2 separate regions of the Mus musculus genome follow, and region 2 is linked to region 1. The links are chromatin loops, found by intact Hi-C in ENCODE. Cell type or tissue: heart. All regions are shown on one strand. Links, peaks and the distances in the headings refer to the core of each region. The heading gives the core; the rest is flanking DNA.

Region 1 (8,072 bases), core at 2,016-6,015:
ATAGACTCACAGGGAGTGGCAGTACTAGGACAAGTGGTCTTGTGGAAATAGGTGTGGCCTTGTGGGAGGAAGTGTATCATTGGTGCCTGACTTTGAGTTTTCAGAATCCCAAGCCGGGCTAAGTGGCTCTCTCTACTTCTGCTTCCTGCTGATCTGGATGTAGAACTCTCAGCTCCTTCTCCAGCATCTATGTGGCACCAGGTGTCTTGCCACGATGGTGATGGACTGAACCTCTGAAATGGTAAGCCAGCCCCAATTTAATGTTGTCCTTTGTAAGAGTTGCCTTGGTCATGGTGTCTCTTCACAGCAGTAGAAACCCTAAGACACTAACACACCTGCCAATTTGCACATGGGTGGTGTCCATTTGAACATATTAAAATTGGTTGAAGAGCTTAAATGAAAGGGACTATGTAGTCCTATAAGGAAACCAATGGAAAGAATAACTTCAATAAGGGCTATTGATTGTTGTTCTAGATTGCTCTTAGTTACTGTTCTATTGCTGTGAAGAGACACACGATCAAGGCAACTTATAACAGAAAGGATTTAATTGGAGGCTTGTTTACAGGTTCAGAGGTCAGTCCATGGTCCTCATGATGGCGACTGTGCTGACAGGCATGCAGGCAGGCAGGGCACTGGAGCAGTAATGAGAGCTTAAATTTCAAGCCATAGGCAGGAAAGGAAGAGAGCCAAGATTGGGCCTGGGATGGGGGCTTTTGAAGCCTCAAAGGCTTTCCCCCATATTCCCTACAGCAAACTTCCTCCAACAAGGCCACACCTTCCAAACCTCATAAACAACCCACTGATTGGGAAACCAACATTCAACTCTATGAGCCTTTGGAGTCCATCCTCATTCAAACCACCACACTCATTAGAAGAAATGAATCTTAGGCATCGAATCTGAATTGAAAAAAAAAGTTAGACTTTTCTGGTGAGGTCACTTGGGAACCTTCTGGCTTTGCAGACCCCTAAGTCAATAATGCAGACCACTTAGGATGTCGTGAAATCTTTGCGCTTGAAAAGAGAAATCTTTATATTTAGGAACCGCAGCCATTTAATGAAACAAAAGCACTGATTTCCCAATATTTTCAGCTATGACTATGAAACTATATGACAAAACTGGTCATGAAGAGCTACAGCTGGTGTAAAAATTACTGAGCTTTAAATTGGAATCACTGTAGACGGACATGCAGGTCTAAGAAGTCAGAAAGAGAGAGAGCCCGGAACACTCTTTGTCCCGTTTGTCTCCAAGGTCACTTTTATAGAAGAGTGTCACACAGTTGCAGCAAGGATGTGGCCAGTCGCTTTCCCCCAGGTTTCCCCAGTTTTTCTTTCTCTGTGCTGATTTGTGGCCCTGTATCGAGTTCCAAGCACTGCCTCCACTCTTCGCAGTCTAAGGCTACGCAGTGAGTGGTCTTCAGCTTTGCAACAGTAACCACGGCAGGGTTCTTGTTCAGTGCAAATCGAGGCCATGTGTAGGTTCATGCGGCCTCAACCAGAGTCAAGATACTAAAGGTTTATACTGAGTGGGTTTGTGCGGCCTCAGTTGTGGTCAAGATAATAAACGTTTATATTGAGCTGTTGCCTTTTTATGACCACATTTATCTTCCTTCCACCCATCCCAGATCCTACTCTCACGGATCACCATAGCATCTTTGTTAGTTCTTGAGAACTGAACTCTGAATAATTATTAAGGAAAGCCACTTAGGCTATGGCACAAATCCTGTCTGGGGCTTTGAGCAGTGGGTATGAATAAGCAACAGGAGCCTTTGCCTTTCATTGGCTCTGGTCTTCCTACTGCTCTGCATCCACTCTTTTCTAACAGCCTGCTGCTGAGTACCTCGGACCCTGCAAACCGCCTTCCCAGGCTGGATTGATAGGCGGTGAAGGAGGTGGATCATGTGTGGTGACTGTTACACACAGACCTAAAGTTTAATGCATGGTTTGCAGTTCAGGGAGTCAGGTCTGGCAGCCCTTCTAGGTGTTTGCATAACACCATGGACAATTACCATGTATAACTGGCTTAAAATGTTGTAATTGACTTTTGACTATTCCACACACCCCATTAGACTAAGCACCAGGAGGTCGGGTCCTGTATTTTAATGCTTAGCTTAGCACCTATATCAATAACAATGGCAACATTATATAGCACTTATGGAGCACCCAAGTGTATAGTAGGCTGTACTTCATTCATCCTAAGATATCACCTCTCATGTTTTCTATAAGCTATCATCTTTCCTTTTTTTTTTTTTTTTTGGTTTTTCATGACAGGGTTTCTCTGTATAGCCCTGGCTGTCCTGGAACTCACTCTGTAGACCAGGCTAGCCTCGAACTCAGAAATCTGCCTGCCTCTGCCTCCTGAGTGCTGGGATTAAAGGCGTACACCAACACGCCCGGCTATCTTTCCTTATTTTATAGAAAGAAATGGGTGCTTACAAATCCAGCCACTTGTCTATAGCTGCTTGGCAAACAGGTAAATAAACTAGACTTTTCTGACTTCATTATTAGCCTTGTTTGTAGGCTTAGATTTTTCAAAACCCACTTTTGGGTTTTTAAATGCTTTAACATCCTTTCTAGCACACCTACCAGAGGTAGGGGAAAAGAAAGGTTACTAGGAAAGGGATATGGACCTGTTTAGAAGTAGTTCTTTGGGGCAATTCCAATCTTATCAGGATATCAACAGTCCAGTCCAAAATCCCAAACACAAATCAGTAGCGATAGTCTAGTCCAGTGGACAAACCCAAACATGAATCAGTAGCAGTAGCTTTATCTAGAAGAAACCACAAGGCTCCTCAGAAGTGGCAAGAGGCAGCCAGAATACCACAAGGCATGCTTTTCTCTATGAAGTCACAACAAGTGAAGATCAGCAATGTGTTGCAAGGCGAGACAATGCCAGAGTGTCCTTTCACTCTCTGTGGGGTTATAGTTATGCTCTTTCTAAACAACACATGCCCTCTCAAGTGTCTGCTCCAACAAAAGATCACACGCCCTTTCACAAGACTGCTTCTAGAAAAACACCACGTGTCTGTCCTCAGCAAGATATCCTCTCATCTGACAGCTTCCAGAAAAACACCACAGGACACAACTGAGTCTCCAAAGAAACCAGACTTTCCCCCTTCAGTTGTTCTTACAAGCTCCACTTGTGGCTGTGTGGGGGCAGAACTATTTCTCCGGGGAGCTGAGGTTGACCTCCAGTGTCTCACAGTTAAAGCACACCGTTTCAATTAGCAATCTAAAGCTTTGCCAGTATTTTGTTAGAAACTATTTTTAAAAATTTTAGATACTCATTTGCTTGTAGCCCAGGTTGGTCCGGATGTAGCCCAGGCTGACTTTGAGCTGTATAAAATTCTGCCTCAGTTTTTCAAATGCTGAAATTACAAGCATGAATCAAAATGCCTGGCTTAAAAACCATTTTTTCTCTGTTAAAAGTATAATTTTTAACTAGTTGTGTCTTTATGTGTAGGTGTGCATATGCCTATATATGTGTGTGTGTGTATGTACATATATGTATATATGCATATATATGTATATATGTGTACATATGTATATGTGCATATGCATATATATATATGTGTGTATATATGTATATATATGTGTACAAATATATGGAACTCAGGACAACTTGGAGGGGGTTTATTATCACATTCTACCATGTGGTACTAGGATATCAAACTCATGTTGTCAGGCATGTCAGTAAATGTTAGCATTTCATGGAATAAGGCGATGGTTATTACAACACAATATGTATTCTTAACTCTTGGAAGGAAAAAATAGCATGAAGTTCCTAATCCAAACACTAGGCGGTGCTCTTGTAAGGCAAACACAGAGTTTCCTACTGAAAATCACAGTCTGGGTGCTTGTAAAGCCAAGCAGATGCTCTCACTTCCTAGTAAGATGTTCATCCTGCTAAACATGAGAAACAGAGAAGAAATGATTTATTCAGATCTTGAAAAGAGACATTACAAGAAGTAATCTTGGGGCCCTTAGCAGTGTAGGACTTAATGGGGCTCCATATTTTGTAGAGTGGACTAGAACACAAGAAATCACCAGGCACTTTGAGGAAGTCAGTAGGGTTTGGCATTGTTTTGAACAATTTAAGCTCAGCGTGCACACATGCATATGTATTTAGAATACTGTTTTCCTTCAGGTTGTGGAGAAAACTGAGTCGGGCAAGCGCTTGCTGTGCAAGCGTGAGACCTTGAGTCGGGTCCCCTGCAGCCTCCACATACAATGCATAGCAATCCACATACAATGCATAGCACAGTGACGTGGGCTAGGGATCCAGCGGGGAAGGGAACATCCTGGTGGCCTTGCTGGCCAGCGTAGTCTAATGCATGAGCGCCAGGTCCCAGTGAGAGAGAGAGACACCGTCTCAAAACACAAGATGGGAATGATACCCGAGGTTCACCACTGCTCTCCTCATGCACAGAGATGGAGAGGATAAACACACAGACGTGCGCGCACACGCACGCACTTACACATGCATGCACGCGCGTCTTGAGTCTCGGGTCGGGTGAGAGGAGTGATCATTACCGCTCTCCTCTCTCCCCTGCCGGCTATCAGTGAGCACTCTTCCCTCTCAGTCCGCTACCTCTCCCGAGTGCCTCTAGGGTTCCTTCTTCAGTCAAAAGGACTGACTTCGGCTTTTATCCACTGCAATGAAGGAATTGTTACCTAGTCCGACCATATGAATGTAGAAGAGAGACCTGTACTGAGGTACCCTAACTAGCTCTCTGACCAGAGCTTGCTTGTCCATGCTACTCAAGCACTCTGACACCAAGCTGCAGCCTCAGGCCTCGCTTTCTTTCATAACGTTGCTCTGGTAGGATCGGACTTAGTACGAGAGGCAATTCAGGGTGTTTGTTTGTTTGTTTGTTATAGGGAGTTTTGACATTTACAAAGAGTTCATCTAGGGCTGGAGAGATGGCTCAGTGGTTAAGAGCACTGACTGCTTGTCCAGAAGTTCAGTTCCCAGCAACCACATGGTGGGGGCCAATGCTCTCTTCTGGTATGTCTGAAGACAGCTACAGTGCACTCATATAAAATAAATAAATGGAAAGGATAGTGGGTGAGTGGATGGATGGATGATAAATAAAACAGAAAGGCTATCTATTAAGCAGACACGTCATCCAGAGAAAACTACATTGTTCCAGGTGAGAGCTTACTGAGTCAAAGGTGCCTCGCCAATTATTATTATTATTATTATTATTATTATTAATTTATACCCCAGGTTCGGCATCATCATTACAGAGCCATTTCTTACTATCAACCACTAAGAGACATAGGACACTCAACTTTCCAGAACAAAAAGCCCAGAGGGTGGGGGAAGACTACAGATGTGTGTGTATTGTGAAGAGTAATTTCAGAACCTGTCTTCTGCCCTAATCTTGAGCTTCATTTCAGCTCTGCAGTGGGGAATTCCATTCTTTCCTAGTAGCCTCGGCAGGTGGCACGTGCATGGGGTAACATCATTATGTCTCTTGTGGCATCTTAACTGTCCCCCACATCAGTGGCTCATGAAGCTTTAAGATTCCAGGAGGTTCTTATCTTTTGGATCCTGTGAGGAGATGGGGGGGGGGGGGCGTTTAGTAATATTTAGGAGACCAAGAGGTTCATGTCTAATCTCTGGGTCCTGGTCCCATGATACCATGTTGGCAATGATATCAGTTTTCTCTCCTGGGTATAGACTTCCAGTGTGGAGAATTTAAACCACAGTTTGTGTGTGTGAAGGCATTGATCAGGAAGATCTGTCAATATGTAAATCTCAGACTTGAGGAAATTGCCCCCATTATCACCCATTAACAATTGGTTAGAGAACCTGGTTGTTAGAGAACCAGGCTCTGGGGAAAAACAAACTCCACAGCAGTAAGATTGGACAGAGGAGGGGAAAATCTTCCAGGCATAGAGACTAAAGAAGAAGGCAGGCTCAGAAAAGAACTTTCGAGAAGGTTCTGGGAGCCTCGGGGCACAGCAGGTGAAGTCAACCTGCCCAGGAATTGATAGGAGTCAAGGACAGATCATATCTATCCAGACTCTACCTGGCTGGGTTCTGGGCCAGAGTTGGACAGGTGCTCGGTTTACCTACAGCCCAGCCTTCTGGCTCTCCCCCATGTCCTCCTTTGGGTACTTGGTTTGGTCCCACCCACCTTTGGACGCCAGCAGTAACAGTTTTCATTAGCGCTTCGCAATGCTTTCGTGTGCACGGGCTCATGGTTTAGACACTATGACAAAGCTAAGGCAGGGGCATTCCAGCGCTGCACAGTGGCCTCTGAATCTCCAGGGACGTATCAGACTCCTGCTGCTTTTCGTCTTAGCTCTCCCCCTCTCCCCCCTCCCCTGCCCACGACTGGAGCTATTCCACTCGCGATTTCCTTTAGCAAGCCAAAGCTCCCATTGGTGAAGTTATTTTTCTTTTGCGGTTCTGTCTCACATAGCTCTGAGACTCGTCCTGAGGCTCTTGACTGGTTACGGCTTCTCCTGGGAGGCAAGGGAGAATTTAATTGGAAAAAGATCTCTTGCCTCTGGTGGCGATTACCATTCCTTCATCCAGGGTTGCGGTCCTGACCTCCGGCTGCTCCCCATTTCTAGTGCTTTGTAGGAGAAACCGGTCATATGACCCCCATTGCAGATCAGGTTTCCTTACTGCTGCCCCATGGTTTGAGATGGAAAAGCACCCCCTCTCCCCACCTCCATCCCTTCAGCCAAACTAAATGGTTCTGAGAAAGGCTTTAAAACCACTCTCCAGTGCTCCAGGTGAGGTCAGGGAGAGAGTTTTTTTAGCGGGGGATTTTATTAGCCCGATCTTGGAGGCTTTCATTGCTTTTTACCAGGAACGAGGGCCTTCAAAGTACATCCTCTCTCGGTGCCTTGGAGGTCGCAGCTGCTGAAGTGCACAGCCGGGGCTCACAATTCCGTCTTCTGATTAAATGTGGGTAGCTGAAGGCTAAACATTTCTAAAGATGCAGCTTGTGTGCTTAAAGAGAAAGTCCGGGCGGAACAGGACGAACAGAAGTCTCTGGGTCTGGGAGCAGAAAGTCATAGGTCCTGGCTCAGTCCTGCGTCCATGAATTATAGGCCGTGCACTTTGTCTTTTATTTTATTTAAAAAAAAAAGACCATGTAAAATTGTTGCAAAGGAAATTGCTTGGCTGCTGGTTGGCCCAAGCAGAGCTCCTCAAAGGCAGCTTAACTTGTGAGCATCCCCCCCCCCCCCCCAGCATCAGTGATAGACTACGGGACCACGGCTCTCTAGGAGAGGTCCCAATGGGCCAGGAGCTACTGAGACAAGATCTTCCCTTTCTCTTTGTATCCCCTCTAAGCTGGACAGCACAGGTCTGTCCCAAATTTCCATGCTCACAGTACAACACCCCTGCTTCCCTCCCAGGCCTGGGATACTTGACATGGTCCTTTCAAAATAGCGAGGCTTAGATGAGATGTATGTAGATCAGGGGTGCAATTTGTTCAAAAGTCCCTGGTGTTCTGCCTGTCAGAACAAGACCTTCAGTCGACAACAGTTTAGGTTGCTATTGTTTACAGTTTGCTTTTCTTAGGAAAGCACGAACAGCTGCCTATGTATTGTGTTTTGAGAAAAGGGGGTGCTGCACGAATGTTTTCGGGAGATTAAACAAAAGGCTACCTAGAACAGATAGGGCACCCAGGACAGAACAAAGTAGTGATTGCATCCAGGTTTACCTTGGTGAACCAATGGGTTTAATTTGTCTTACTTAGAGAAACTTAGGTGAGGAGTGTGGTGGCCTCAAAGCTTATATGTCAACAAAAAGACTCACCTAGCAAGGCTGCAGAGGTGAGGTCCCGTGTTTAGTTAATCTTCAGTCTTTTATACAACTGCCTAGCGTCTCATGAAACCGCAAAGCCACATGCAGTTAAAACAGAATTACATACAGCTGGGAGGGAGGCTCAGGCACAGGAGGAGGCTAGACACCCAGTGTGTGTGTGTGTGTGTGTGTGTGTGTGTGTGTGTGTGAATGATACCTCACTTCTGTGATCTTCAGGGTCACTTTAGAATCATCACAATTCCTCTGATTAAGATGATAAAGCCTGCTACGTTCAGAGGAC
Region 2 (4,000 bases), core at 1-4,000, 210 kb after region 1:
TCAGAAGGAAAATAATGTAAACTTCCCTTTGAAGACAGGCTTCCATCTGTGGCTTTTACCACATCCAGATCTAATTTTCCCAGAAGAATATTTCTTTGTTGTGCAGTTTGGAGTTAATTTCTGACTTTTGGAAGCTGCCCCTCAGAGGATAATTTATTATGAGCTCCTATTGTCTGGCAAAGTTGAAACATCTTTCCTGGGAGCTGTTGGGAGCTCTTTTAGGATATATATTACAGAACAATTTGAAATTTGGTCACAATTAAGTTAAGAGTACTTCCCCCCCCCATACTGTACTTTGCATAATCATTGTATTCACTTGAAATATGAAATAACTTTTTTTTTTAAATTATAAAAAGAGTTCTCACCAGTGAAATTTGTATTATACAAAGGATAGGAGAAGAGAATGCTTCACAATATCACGTTCTGAATTAATCGCCAAGATCTGTCTGCTCTGCTCTGTGTCTCTAACTCATTGGCATGTGTCAGTTCAACAACATTTTTAGTGTATGTTTCTTTTCTTTGCCCCCTTTTTCAAGTCATTTCCCCAGACGTATGTGGTTTGTTAATTTCCTCTTTTCTTATGTACATCTAGATATCTGTCCATCTATCTATCTATCTATCTATCTATCTATCTATCTATCTATCTATCTATCTATCTACCTTATTCCTTTTATTAGGGGAAACCATTTTTCTTTGTTATTTTTTGTGGCAAGTATGAAATGTTTTGGTCTTCCTCCAGGGCACAAGAGGTGTATTTATGGAAGCAATGAAGGCATACTTACTGCAAGAGTAGTCTGTGGCAATTTTTCTCTTGTTCTTTGGAGTTTAGTATTCCAGTCTGGTTTCTGTTACCACTGCTTGGGATATCCAGGAGTGCCTTGTTCTTGCTCAATCCAGTATTGCAGCTTCCTCTACCTGGATCCCAACCTCGTTCTTTTCTCCTTTTTTTGAGCATCCTTTACCTTTGGTTTTCATGACATGGCCGCCTTCTCCTGCTGTCCTTCTTCCTATTCTCTGGTCTGGTTAATGCTTTCATATTGGAGTCCTCTGGGATAGAGCCTGGACCATTTTTGTACTCCATCCATACAGTGGATTCAAAGCCCCTTATCTCTAGTTAGCTATTTCTTGTGGTCCCAGGAGAGAAGCATCTCTGAGTTTGGAAGTGTTAGCTCTATTTCAGTCACTTCTGTCTCAAAGGTTTTCATCTGTAGGGTGAAATTGTAAGTATCCTATGACTTGTAGTAGATTTGGGGGCTGTTACAGAGGCAATGTGGCTCATTAATAGCATGCATAGAAATTCTGACAAAATGTGAACAGTCTATTTACTTGGCTGAGGAATAGAAAGGCCTGCGACAGGCCTGCCCTCATGTGTATGGGTTGTAACAGGTTTCTGTGTGACTGATGCAAGACTTAGACTTTTGTTGTCTGTTCCATCTCTTGTGCTCATGAGAAAGCAGGCTCTGTTCTCACCCTTACTACTTGCTTCACCCCACTTTGCGTTGACTACAGGAGAAATCTGAGAGCAATTTCTTGAGTACCGAACTGGAGCTACTTCATCTCTGGCTCTCTCAGAGTAGAATGATTTTTTTTCTTCTGTTATTTTATTTTTTATTTTATTTTGGTGGCAGAATAATATATCGAGATATTGAGTGTGCTTTTGTTCTTACTTTATTTTTTTTCCTTTCCTGTTCCTTCCAACTAACTATTCTTTGTGCCCACTTTCCATGGAGGAGAATTATTGATGTTTGGAAGCATAAAAGAGCTGTTTGTCTCTCTGGACTCCATTGCCCCGCAGTCTGGCACCTTAAGTGGGTGTATGTTAGTTAGGAATCAGGGGAGAGAGGAAAGAAAGATGGAGCTGAGGGCATCCAGGCTCTCTGCTCTCAGCTGCTCCCAGCTGTATGTGGTGAGACCTCAGGGGGAAGATGCTGTGGAATACCAGGGAATCTGATCCAGGCTGGGATGCCAGCCTCCCACAACCAAGCATGGAGGCAGAGTGACTGCTGACTGTTGAGCTAACCGGCTGGCTCACTCCTAGGCTGTGAGCAGAGGGGATTCTAGCATCCAGGCAGAGGAAGATGCTTTTTCTTAAAAAACCTCAAGGTCTGTACAAGACTTCAAGTATTAGGAATGTGGGGCAAGATGAGTGGTGTTGACTGTCCCACTGATAGGGACAGAAGGTGATCTTGGTTTTATATAATTTATTTTAAAGTACAAGAATTGAAATTCTGCATATCAAAAAACTGTAACAACAAACAAGTGAAAAGGCAAACTAGAACAAAACCTACACCAAATTATCAACCAACCAACCAACCAACCAACCAACCAACCAACCAACCAACCATCTAGCCATCAATCAATCAATCAATCAATCAATCACCCATTCAAACAATGAACAAAAAAGAAACCCAAAATATCTGCTTTGGTACAACTGTGATGTTTTCTCCAAGACACAGCCTCCCTCCACTTGATAAGCCCCAGTATGCTTGACTTACGATACACATTTACAGTAGCTCATGTTGGGTTTATGCAGTTTTAGGAGCTTTACAAAGACATGAGTGCCTCTTCTGTCTCTACACCAGGGGACACCTTGGCTTTATGCGCCACAATTACCATCTTAAAGTCGTTATGACACTAAAAAAGCCAATAGACCTTGGTGCAAAACCATATGGGAAAATATTTTTTTTTCATGTAGAACTTTGGCAGAGTATAAGAACATAAATACAGTAATTACACATTCAAGTGTAATTGGCTGCTGATGTATCATCTAATAACGCCCAGCACTTGGCTCCCTAGTGGGTGTACTCTGGATGTGACGACATTCTTGAATCTTTTCTTCCAGATTCATTTTTCAGATGTGTACAGATTGCCTTGTGCCAGCATGGAGAGCCCTTCCAGCCTCTCAGCTTGGATTTCAGAGGATAACTTGTTAATTAGGACTTCTTCAGACAAATTCCTTCAGTGACAGAGAAAATTGCCAATGCATTCCTGAGATGACATTGAAGTTCAACGGTGTATGTGCATGGTATGTGTGTGTGTGTGTGTGTGTGTGTGTGTGTGTGTGTGTGTGAGAGAGAGAGAGAGAGAGAGAGAGAGAGAGAGGGAGGGAGAGAGAGATATCTGATTGGTATCCTTTAAATAGATTTTTAAAAAATAAAATAGGTTTTAAAGTTAATTTTTAAGTTAACATCTAAAGTGATGGCTTATGTCATTTTTGCAGAACATCTCATTATACTCTGTTCTTTTCCACACTCCTCCTTTCCCCACACTCCCTTCTTGCTGGCCCCCCTTCTTCTTCTGAACAGTCTTCCCTTCTGTAAAGCTAACATTTTAATTCCAAGTTTATAATCTTTTCACTTTCAATTTTATGTATTTTGTCTCTACCTAGACTGGAAGTGTCCGGAGGCTCGGACGCTACCATATTGTACATTCTGTTCTCCTTCCTTCTCTCCTCTCTTCTCTCTCGTTCTTTCTCCATGCATCTCCCCAACTACACTAAGGTTTTAGCTTACAAACTATGGATAGACACGCAATGTCACTTCCTCCGCTAGGTTAGGAACTTTTCCCCCTCTTCTCCTTTCGTCCTTACTTATCCTTACATTTATATGCTTGGCATGGTATGTGCTTACCAAGCTGTCTGAATAAATAATGAATAAATTAATTTCATTGTTCAGTTGACTGATCCCTGGATTAGCATTTGTACTTGTTAAACCCCAGAAACTCAGGAGAAACCCCAGTGAGTGGGCGCTGCATACATAAATGCTGCTTATCTCATGCGGTGAAATCAATTCCTGGGTCAGCTGAACAATTATGTTAAGGCAACTGGATATGACTCTACCATTTGCAAAGACCTGTCTAGATACATCTCATTATCATACTGGCTCTGGTTGAGCCTGGAATGCTGTCTTCAAGGCTCCTATGTTGAACTTACCTACACTGAGAACCTAATGGCAATGAGCTTGCACGGACCCTTTGTTTTTCTGTGCATGCAGATCAGCTG

What was found. Hi-C counts contacts between places; a loop is a spot of excess contacts. Peaks named below come from ENCODE experiments on the same cell type or tissue, not always from the same donor. Only the 100,000 strongest peaks of a DNase experiment are listed, where the experiment ranks them.
Region 2: it touches region 1 in a loop (2.1-fold over the local background); 5 of 42 quality-filtered maps call a loop at or near these places.

What each region holds. Positions count from the first base shown.
Region 1 is chr12:69,084,153-69,092,224 of GRCm38, reverse strand. No RefSeq gene overlaps it. Among named protein-coding and RNA genes, the nearest start is that of Gm31447, 42 kb to the left of the region's middle. In heart, for the core only: a CTCF peak has its summit at 3,793; no DNase peak of the experiment used is centred there; H3K27me3 peaks cover 383 bases.
Region 2 is chr12:68,872,947-68,876,946 of GRCm38, reverse strand. No RefSeq gene overlaps it. Among named protein-coding and RNA genes, the nearest start is that of Gm31307, 220 kb to the right of the region's middle. In heart, for the core only: no CTCF peak of the experiment used is centred there; no DNase peak of the experiment used is centred there.